2 separate regions of the Homo sapiens genome follow, and region 1 is linked to region 2. The links are chromatin loops, found by intact Hi-C in ENCODE. Cell type or tissue: endothelial cell of umbilical vein. All regions are shown on one strand. Each heading gives the region's core, and the rest is flanking DNA. Links, peaks and the distances in the headings are about the cores only.

What was found. A loop is a pair of places that touch in the nucleus more often than their neighbours do. Peaks named below come from ENCODE experiments on the same cell type or tissue, not always from the same donor. Only the 100,000 strongest peaks of a DNase experiment are listed, where the experiment ranks them.
Region 1: it touches region 2 in a loop (4-fold over the local background); 1 of 110 quality-filtered maps calls a loop at or near these places.

Annotation. Positions count from the first base shown.
Region 1 is chr22:29,715,187-29,719,550 of GRCh38, reverse strand. CABP7-DT (CABP7 divergent transcript) reads left to right here. Exons shown (of 3, transcript NR_186695.1): 1 at 1-3. Among named protein-coding and RNA genes, the nearest start is that of CABP7-DT, 2.5 kb to the left of the region's middle. RefSeq lists a silencer at 2,524-2,724. In endothelial cell of umbilical vein, for the core only: no CTCF peak of the experiment used is centred there; a DNase peak (open chromatin) is centred at 2,610; H3K27me3 peaks cover 392 bases.
Region 2 is chr22:29,467,968-29,472,347 of GRCh38, reverse strand. LOC107985541 (a long non-coding RNA gene) reads left to right here. Exons shown (of 4, transcript XR_001755482.2): 2 at 1-4,215. Among named protein-coding and RNA genes, the nearest start is that of NEFH, 10 kb to the left of the region's middle. RefSeq lists an enhancer at 1,704-2,204. In endothelial cell of umbilical vein, for the core only: a CTCF peak has its summit at 1,763 (motif pointing left); no DNase peak of the experiment used is centred there; H3K27me3 peaks cover 1,259 bases.

The DNA of each region.
Region 1 (4,364 bases), core at 365-4,364, 250 kb before region 2:
CAGGTAAGAGCTGGGTACACGTCTGGGGTAGGCTTCCTGCCCTGCCTGTGACTGACACCCTGCCGCTGACCTTGCTCCCCACAATGGGGCCCCAGTCCCGGACCCTTCCCAAGCCCCTACCTTTCAGCTTGCAGAAGAGGAGCCAAAGTGTCTCATGGCCCCCAGGGCAGTTCGGGACAGAGACATGGCCCGGTGCCTGTGGGGTCTGGTGTGAGGGCCTGCCAGTTCACATGGCTGCAGCTCAGACCTAATGTATGTGCAGGGCTTCCCCAGGCCCCAGGGCACGTCGGCACCCCAGAGCTGGGGTGGGGGCAGGTGTTTGAGGGAGCAGCCTGCGTGTGCATATGTCTGCTATCCATGAGGGTGTGTATGTGCCACTGGGCACGTGCGCAGGTGTCTGTGACTCCATATGCAGATGGACAAATGTCGGGAGTGTGTGGCCACCTGTGTGTGCCAAGGTTGTACGCTGGCAGGTCGGGGGAGGTGTGCAGGCCCTGGGGCTGGGAGTGGTGTGGGCATATGGTGCACAGATGTGCATGGGAGGGGGTGACCTTCTGGCCTGGCTGTGGCCCCATCTCTGGGTGCTTCCCTGAATCCCCCTACTGGGACCACCTCCCTGCCCCCTTTGGCCCAATCAGCTAAAGGTCCCAGCAGGAACGCTGATTGCACAGCCCTGCCCGGTCCTGCCCTGCCCTTCCCAAGCTGATTACACTTTTCTGCTTGTTTCTGTTTTTGTTACTGATTAATCGCAGCCTTGTCTCAGGGTCTGGGGAGAAGGGGCTCAGTGAGAGATGCTAGCCCCAGCCAAGCGGGGTTGGGTCAGCCTGGGCCCAGCACTTCCTGGGCCCTGCTCTGGAGGGAGCTCCTAGAAACATCTATAACCTGCGGAGGAGCCAGGAAGGACACCAGCTGTCTGTCTGTCTCCCCAGACCTCTCCGGGCTAGCTGGTTGCCCACTGGGACCTGGGCCTGGAGGTGAGAGAGGCCCCAGAAAAGCTCCCACCCCACTCCAAAGCTCTCCTTGCCCACCTGTCCCATCTTCTGACCTTCCACCGCTAGAGCTGAATGCCTTGAGCTTCCCCAGTGTTTTTGATGGAGCAGAGACTTGAGGAAGTAAGAACCCAGCACCAAGAGCCAGGCAGACTGGGGCTTCTGCATCCACCATCTCCTCACCATGGAACTACAGTCAGGTCCCTTAACCGGCCATAGCCTCAGTTTCCCTGCCTGTTAAGGTGGCAGTGCCACATCCCAGGCAGCGGTGAGGATGAAGTGACATAATGTAGGAAAGGTGCCGGGCATCACCTCCCTGAAACTCTTGGGAGTTTCCTATTAGCATGAACATCCCCCCCAAGGAATAGGAATTAATAATAATTATAGCTTCGAGTATTGATTGAGAGAGCGAGCCGCAGCAGCAGCTCAGTCGTTCCACGTTTACTAAGTGTCCAGGCTGTGCCAGCCCAGGCCTGTCAGTTCTAAATCAGAACCCCTGGGCCAAGGGAGAGTGGGCTAGAGCCTGCTGAGAGGCTGGCAGGAAACCCAGCTCCCAGTGACTCCCTGGGAGGCCGCTGCAGAGCGTGTTGGTACTCGCCCTGTGAAGGGGAAGCTCCTGGGCTTGCTGTCCAGGTGGGTATTTTTTTTTATTTTTTTAGGTGGAGTCTTTCTCTGTTGCCCAGGCTGGATTGCAGTGGCATGATCTCGGCTCACTGCAACCTCCGCCTCCCAGGTTCAAGTTATTCTCATGCCTCAGCCTCCCGAATAGCTGGGACTACAGGCACATGCCATCACACCCAGCTAATTTTTGTATTTTTCGTAGAGAACATGTTGGCCAGGCTGGTCACAAACTCCTGACCTCAAGTGATCTACCCGCCTTGGCCTACTAAAGTGCTGGGATTACAGGCGTGAGGCACCACTCCCAACCCATGGTGGCTTTTTTTTTTTCAAGTCAAGGGAATTCCAGGGGTCAAGAGGAGGGTGGGCAAAAGCTCAGAAGTGTGAGAGGGCCTCTCTTAGCTCTGAAGGGCAGGTCTGGGTCTGGGTTCTCCAGATCTCCTACGCTTGGCACAGGACTGGAATGGGCTAAGGTGGCTGGGGCTGGATGAACATCTGTCAAATGAATGAACGAGAGAATTAGTGAATGAACGACTGCCCGCTCACCACCGCCCCCCGCCCTTCGGCATTGCAGCCCCGTCCTCTCCTCTGTGCGTCACGGGGGAGCAGATGGCATGATCACAGGGTGTGAATTATGTCTGTCGCTCCCCCATCTGGGGAAGGTGCTGCTGCCATCACACTGCACTCTCTGGGGTGCCCACCGGGAGATGCCTGAGCCTCAGGTCCTCCCAAGAGGGGTTCTCCACAGGCCTTGCTAACTAATCATTGGGTCAGGAGGCTAGAGACACTGGGAGAGGTGACACGCTGAAACCTGTGATTCCAGGGGGGTTCCCCAAGTGGGAAGGAGACAAGGGGAGAGAGGTGGGAACTGCCATGTTCAGAGGCCAGACTCTTCCCTCCCTGAGACTGGAGCCCACTCCTTTCAAGAGCAGCACAGTCCCTGCCCTCCCTGGCCAGAGACCTCTTGTCCGAGGCCAGCATCCTCTTGCCACATTCAGCACCAGGGAGAGCTCCCAGCAGAGCTCAGGGCCCAGCTGTGTAGAGTGAAGCTGTGGAGGGACCCACAAGAGCCGGCCAAGGCTATCAATGAACCCATTGTCCAAACGAGGAAATCAAAGTGAAGAGGGTGTAAGCTTCAAGTTCAAGATCATGCTGGGACCAATAATTGCAGCCCTACCCAAGCCAGGGCTCCTGCTGGGGGAGAAGGTACTGGAGGAGGGGAGGTAGTGGTGGTAGGGAGGGGATGTCCAGGGAGGGCAGAGGCTATGGCCTCTGCTCCTAGGCTGAGGAACAATATTGTTCCAAGAACGCACTGGGGACAGTGTCTGGAGGTGAATAAAATATTCATTGTCCGGGCAAACTCCCGAAGTCAACTAATGAATAATGGAATTTATAGACTCAAAGATGCACACCGGGCTGAGAGGGGGTGCAGGCCAGAACCCAGAGGCCCCAACTGCTCAGATCCCTGCTCTTCTCTGGCTACCCCCCTCTGAACGCCCACATGCCCAGCTCTTGAAGGTGACAGGAGCGGAAAGGACAACAGGGAACAGAGTCCATGTGAGGGAAACAGAGTGAAGGGGACAGGCCCTTGAATTTGTTGCTATTGGGGGAAGGAACTTGGTGATGGGAAAAGAGCACTGGACTCGGAGTCCAGTGCAGCTGGGATGAAGTCTGACCCCTGCTACCAGCTCTATGACTTGAGTGTAGCCCCTGCCCTGGTCTCAGTTTTCGTCCCTGTAAAATGGAGTTTATGCTGCCACCACACAGCTTGCTGCAGGGATCTGCTGAGGTGACAGTGCTTGGTGCTGCTGTCCGAGGCTGGACCTTCTGAGCCTCCCTCTCAGGCTCAGGGCCCAGCTGCGGAGGGTGAAGCTATGGAGGGACCTAGGAGAGCTGGCCAAGGCTATCAATGAACCCATTGTCCAGACAAGGAAATAAAAGTGGAGAGGGTGTAAGCATCAAGTTCAAGGTCATGCCAGGACAGTATCCCCCGGCTGCACTGGGTCCAGCTGGAAGGGAGGGGAGACATGGTCCCCAGAGGAAAGAAGCTGCCAGCCCTCAGGGCAGGGATGATGTCAATAACTGCAAAATCCTGGCTCACCCTGCCACACATTCAAGTGCACTGCCCTGTATCCCCCCGAAAGGTTCTGCTCCCGTTGGTCTGGGCTGGGAGCAGAAACTTGGGGGGTGGGGCAGGTATTCTTCTAAAGCTCCTCTACGTGCTTCCAGGGTGCAGCCAGGGTTAGAACCAATGTTCCAGAGGGAAACTGAGTCTGGATAGGGGTAAGAGGAGCCTGGGGATGTCCCCGTTAGGAAATCACAGAGATCCTGTCCCTGGCGTCCTCTGGGCCTCCACCTATGCCCGGGGCCTGGCGGGGCTGCTGGCTGGGAGGCTGCCCCAGGGATCAGAACCTTCACAGATGGGAGGGGGACCATGGGTACTGCAGGCCTAGCCCTTGCTCCCAGACCACTTCCTGAGTGACAGCTGCGGCAGCTGGCGGGAGACGAGGCGCGAGGCAGCTCCTAATTGCTCTGGGCTCCCAGATCCCTGCCTCAGTCTGTTGCCTCTGATGAGACGCTCAACCAACTTGCCTGAGGCGGCTGCTCCCTGAGAAGAGGCCCAGCTCCCATCTGCCCGGGCATTAGCCTAGGGTGATAGGTGGAGGAAAGTCACCTCTCCTTGCCAGGTCCTGGAGCAGGGCGAGGCTGGGACCCTGCAGTCCCCCAGGGCCTGTCCCCCTCCTCTCTGCATCTCTC
Region 2 (4,380 bases), core at 183-4,182:
TACCACGCCCGGCCCTAGGCTCCACAACTCTAAGAAGCTTTGGTGAGTAAACAGGCCTGAAGAGGTGAAATCATTTGCCAAGCACAGAACCAGGATTCAAAACTTTGCAGTCTGGCTCTAGAATGCCACCCCGTCCCACCTCAGGACTGGCCCTCTCCTGGGAATTCCTTTCTCCCTCATCCTCCATGTCCTTTCTCTGTGGAGCCGTGTGCCCTGCCCATATCTAAGTACATGTCCTGGGATCCAGGGGATGACATATACTGGAGTCCCTGGTGCCCATGCCTTCTGACTCCTCCTAGACCATGAGCTGAGGGGACAGAGAGTGGCTCTTGCACCTGGGGGGCTCAGGGTGTGTACAGTGGGTGAACAAATGGGGGGACATTTGAGGCCCAGGCAGAAGGACACAGAATGTTCCCTGGTGGCAGCTTAGGAGGGGGCAGGGGCTGGGCAGAGGGGGCAGTTGTGTCCTTCCCTACCTGAACCTCTTCTACTCTCTGGGTCCACCGCCATGAAATTATTCATTCTGCCACATTCTCTTGCACCCTGGCTTTCTGTCTGAAATCCTTTCTCTGCCCCAGTATTCACTCTCCGACTCTTCAGCTCACTCCTCTTAATCCTTGAGACGTTCCAGGTTACCTGCTCCCTCAGGAGCTTTGCTAACCCCAAGGTTGTGATAACTGCTTTCTTTAGGCTCCCACAGTTGCTCGTTCTAATCCCAACACGGTATTTGAAGGGCTATTTATTTCTCTCCTGACTGGACTGTTGGGAGCTTTGTAAGGGCAAGAGCCATCTCTTATTTAATGTTGTATTCCTAGGGCCTGGTACCAGAGTATTAGTAAAGCTTGTTGAATGAATAAATGCGATTCAGCGGTGACTTCCCATAGATGCTACTCCATGTTATTCATGTCACTGTAATCCATCTTGGGCTGCATTTCACAAGCCAGCATTGAAGAAAGCTGGGCTCAGAGAGCCTTAGAGACCATCAGTGGTACAGATGAGGAAACCGAGGGCAGGCCTGGTTCTCACTGCCTCGCCTCTGGTTCTGCGACTGGAGCTCCGTGAGGACAGGAACCAGGACTTGGATGTTGTTTTCTGGCTTGGCAGGGTGCTTTGCCTGTGATCACAGTCATTGCCTTTTACTAGGTGCTTATAAGGTGCCAGCCCCTTTATGTGTTTTTCCACGTTTGCATATCCACAGGGAAGGGAGGTGCAATTATCCCCATTTACAGATCAACAAACAGGTGTAGGGAGGTTAAGTAATTTGGTTATTTATCAGTGTCTTCTGGTTCCTTTCATAAATTTATCTGGGTTCCACTGTAGCCTCACAACATTGTCATCAAACCCACTTTCGGCGGTGCAGTGGCTCACACCTCTAATCCCAGCACTTTGGGCGGCCAAGCGAGAGGATCGCTTGAGCCCAAGAGCTCGAGACCAGCCCAGGCAACACAGAAAAACCTCATTTCTACAAAAAATAAAATAAAATAAAAATAGCTGGGTGTGGTGGCGCGCCTGTGGTCCCAGCTCCTCGGGAGGCTGAGGTGGGAGGATCGCTTAAACCTGGAGAGGCGGAGGTTGCAGTGAGCCGAGATCACGCCACGGCACTCCAGCCTCGGCAACAGAGCGAGACCCTGTCACAAACGAACACTCTCCAGAGGGGGAAACCGAGGCCCTGGGACTGCAGAACCGGTTTCTCTGCCTCGGCATACTGCCTCGGCTGGCTCTGCGCTTGATAGAATCGCGCCAGCAACAGCGCCCCCTGCAGGCGACGGCGGGCACGCCTGCGTCACAGCCATCCCCGCCCTTCCGCAGTGGGAACGCCCGAATGCTTCATCCGGCCTCGGAAGATTGAAGAGCGCTCCTCCAAACTGGCTCAGGGAAGCCGGGCGCGCCGCCTTCAGCCCCGCCTTGGCCGCCGCGGCGTCGCATCAGTGGCATCCCCAGGGGCTGCAGGAAGGTAGCCGTAGCCTTGGCTGTCGTGGCTTCCCTCATCGTAACGGCCTGGGGGCAGCGGTGCTCAAAGAACTCAGGGGGTGGGGCTCAGGTAGGGGCATGGCCGGTGCTCTTCCTAGGGGCGGGATCCTGGGAAAGGGGATCGTCCCAGAAGGACCCAGCCACAAGCGAGGACACCGGTGCATCAAGCCCTGGCGCCTGTGTTTCCGTGAACAGCGCCCTTCTCCTCCTCCCCAGACATTGGTCCTGGCACCTGTGTGTCCGTGGGCAGCAGCCTCTTCCTCCTCCCCAGACCTCAGTTTCTGCACGTGTGAAAAGGGGGCTCTTCCAAGACTCTTACATGAATGCAAAAATCGGGATTTCGTCCAGCATGCTCAGAATTGTCGACCCTACACAGGCACCTGAGAAATCAGAGCTGAGTCAGGAGAGCCGGTGTGGATGTACTGGGAGCTCCTTCCCTTGCTGCGTCAGCACTCTTGAGACTGGAGAGCCCTGGAGGTTGGGGACCGGCCACTTGCTGGTGGACCAGACTCCCTGCAGTCTGGGATGGTGACAGACATGAGACATGGCTGTGGAAGTAATTGGTAACAGTAGTAGCCCGCATTTATTGAGCACTGACTATGTGCTTGGCTTTGTGTGAAGGCCAGTCACATGCATTATTTCCCCCTCCCACAGCCTTGTCTGGTGGGTACTGCTATTCTGTCCCCAGTTTACTGATGAGACATTTGAGGCCCAGAGTTGCTGGGTAGTAACCAGTCCAAAGTCACCCTGCTGACAAGTAGCTGAAGCAGTAGTCCCCAGTCTTACCTACTATACTGTACTGAGAAAGGTTTGACCTGGAAGGCAGAATGGCAGAGGGGGAAATGACAAGGTTCTAGCAGTATTAATAATAGATACCATGCATTGAGCACCCACTAAGTGCTGGGTGCTGGCCCAAGGGCATTTCATGAATCATTTATCCTCCTGACAGTGAACCCTATACTGTAAATTTTATTTCCATTTCAAAGGTGAAGCTCGGAGAAGTCACTTTATATGCCTTAGGGCACATATAGTAAAAAACTAACTTTTCGATTCATTGATGGTGCATTCTGCCTGCCTGCATGTCACTCTTAGGCATATTCCACTCTTCTCTGAGTCAAGCTTTCTCCTACTGTGAAATGAGAGGCTTGGACTGGGAGACTTTGAATGTTCTTTCCCCAGCCGATGTTGTTTGATTTTAGGGAGTTTTGACATGAATGTTGGAGATCTGGATTTGAGGATTACATTTGTTCCTAATTAACTGTAATTTAGGCACATCTCTGCATCTCTGGGCTTCAGTTTCCGCATTAGTAAAAGGTAAGACTAGACCAGGCATGTTGGCTCATGTCTGTAATCCCAGAACTTTGGGAGGCTGAGGAGGAAGGAGGATTGCTTGAAGCCAGGAGTTTGAGTCCAGCCTGGGCAACAAAACAAGACCCTGTCTCTACAATAAAAAAAAATTAAAAAGTTCAAATTAGCCAGGTGCAGTGGCTCATGCTTGAAGTCCCAGCTACTTGGAGAGCTGAGGTGGGATACTCACTTGAGCCCAGGAGTTTGAGGCTGCAGTGAGCTATAATCATGCCACTGCGCTCTATCCTGGGCAACAGAGCGAGGCCCCGTCTCTAAAAAGAAAATGGGCTGGGCACGGTGACTCACACCTGTAATCCTAACACTTTGGGTGGCTGAGGTGGGAGGATCACTTGATCCCAGGAGTTTGAGACCAGCCTGGGCAACATGGCAAAACCCTGTCTCTACGAAAAATACAAAAAACTGGCTAGGCATGGTGACATGTACCTGTGGTTCCAGCTATCTAGCTATCCGGGAGGTGGAGGCAGAAGGATCACCTGAGCCCAGGAGGTTGAGACTGCAGTGATCCATGATCACGCCACAGCCTTGGCAACAGAGTGAGACCCTGTCTCAAAAAAAAAGAAAAAAAAATTACAGAGATTAGCATTTCCAATCACCAGAGTGCCTTCTGGCTTGAATATTTTATGACTGCAGATGAAGAGACAACCTGAGGTTCAGCAAACTGCATCCTCTGAGAAAGTCTAATGAACGTAAATCTGCTACCTTACTCAGAATGTCCCTGGCACAAGTTTCCAAGGATAGACCCTCTGTGTGAAGGGGAGCAGCTGCCTTTGAGCAATCAGCAGTAACTGCTTGGGGAGGCTTAGTCCCCTAATAGTTCAGAAGTCACCTCCAAGGTCAGACGGACCCACAGCTGAACGCCAACACTTCCACTTCTCGGTAAGGCATCTCAGGCAAGTGACCTTTCCTTTCTGTATCTCAGTTTCCCCCGTATAAGATGGAATGCTGGCTGGGCACGGTGGCTAATCCCAGCACTTTGGGAGGCCGAGGCAGGCAGATCACCTGAGGTCAGGAGTTAAAGACCAGCCTGGCCAACATGGTAAA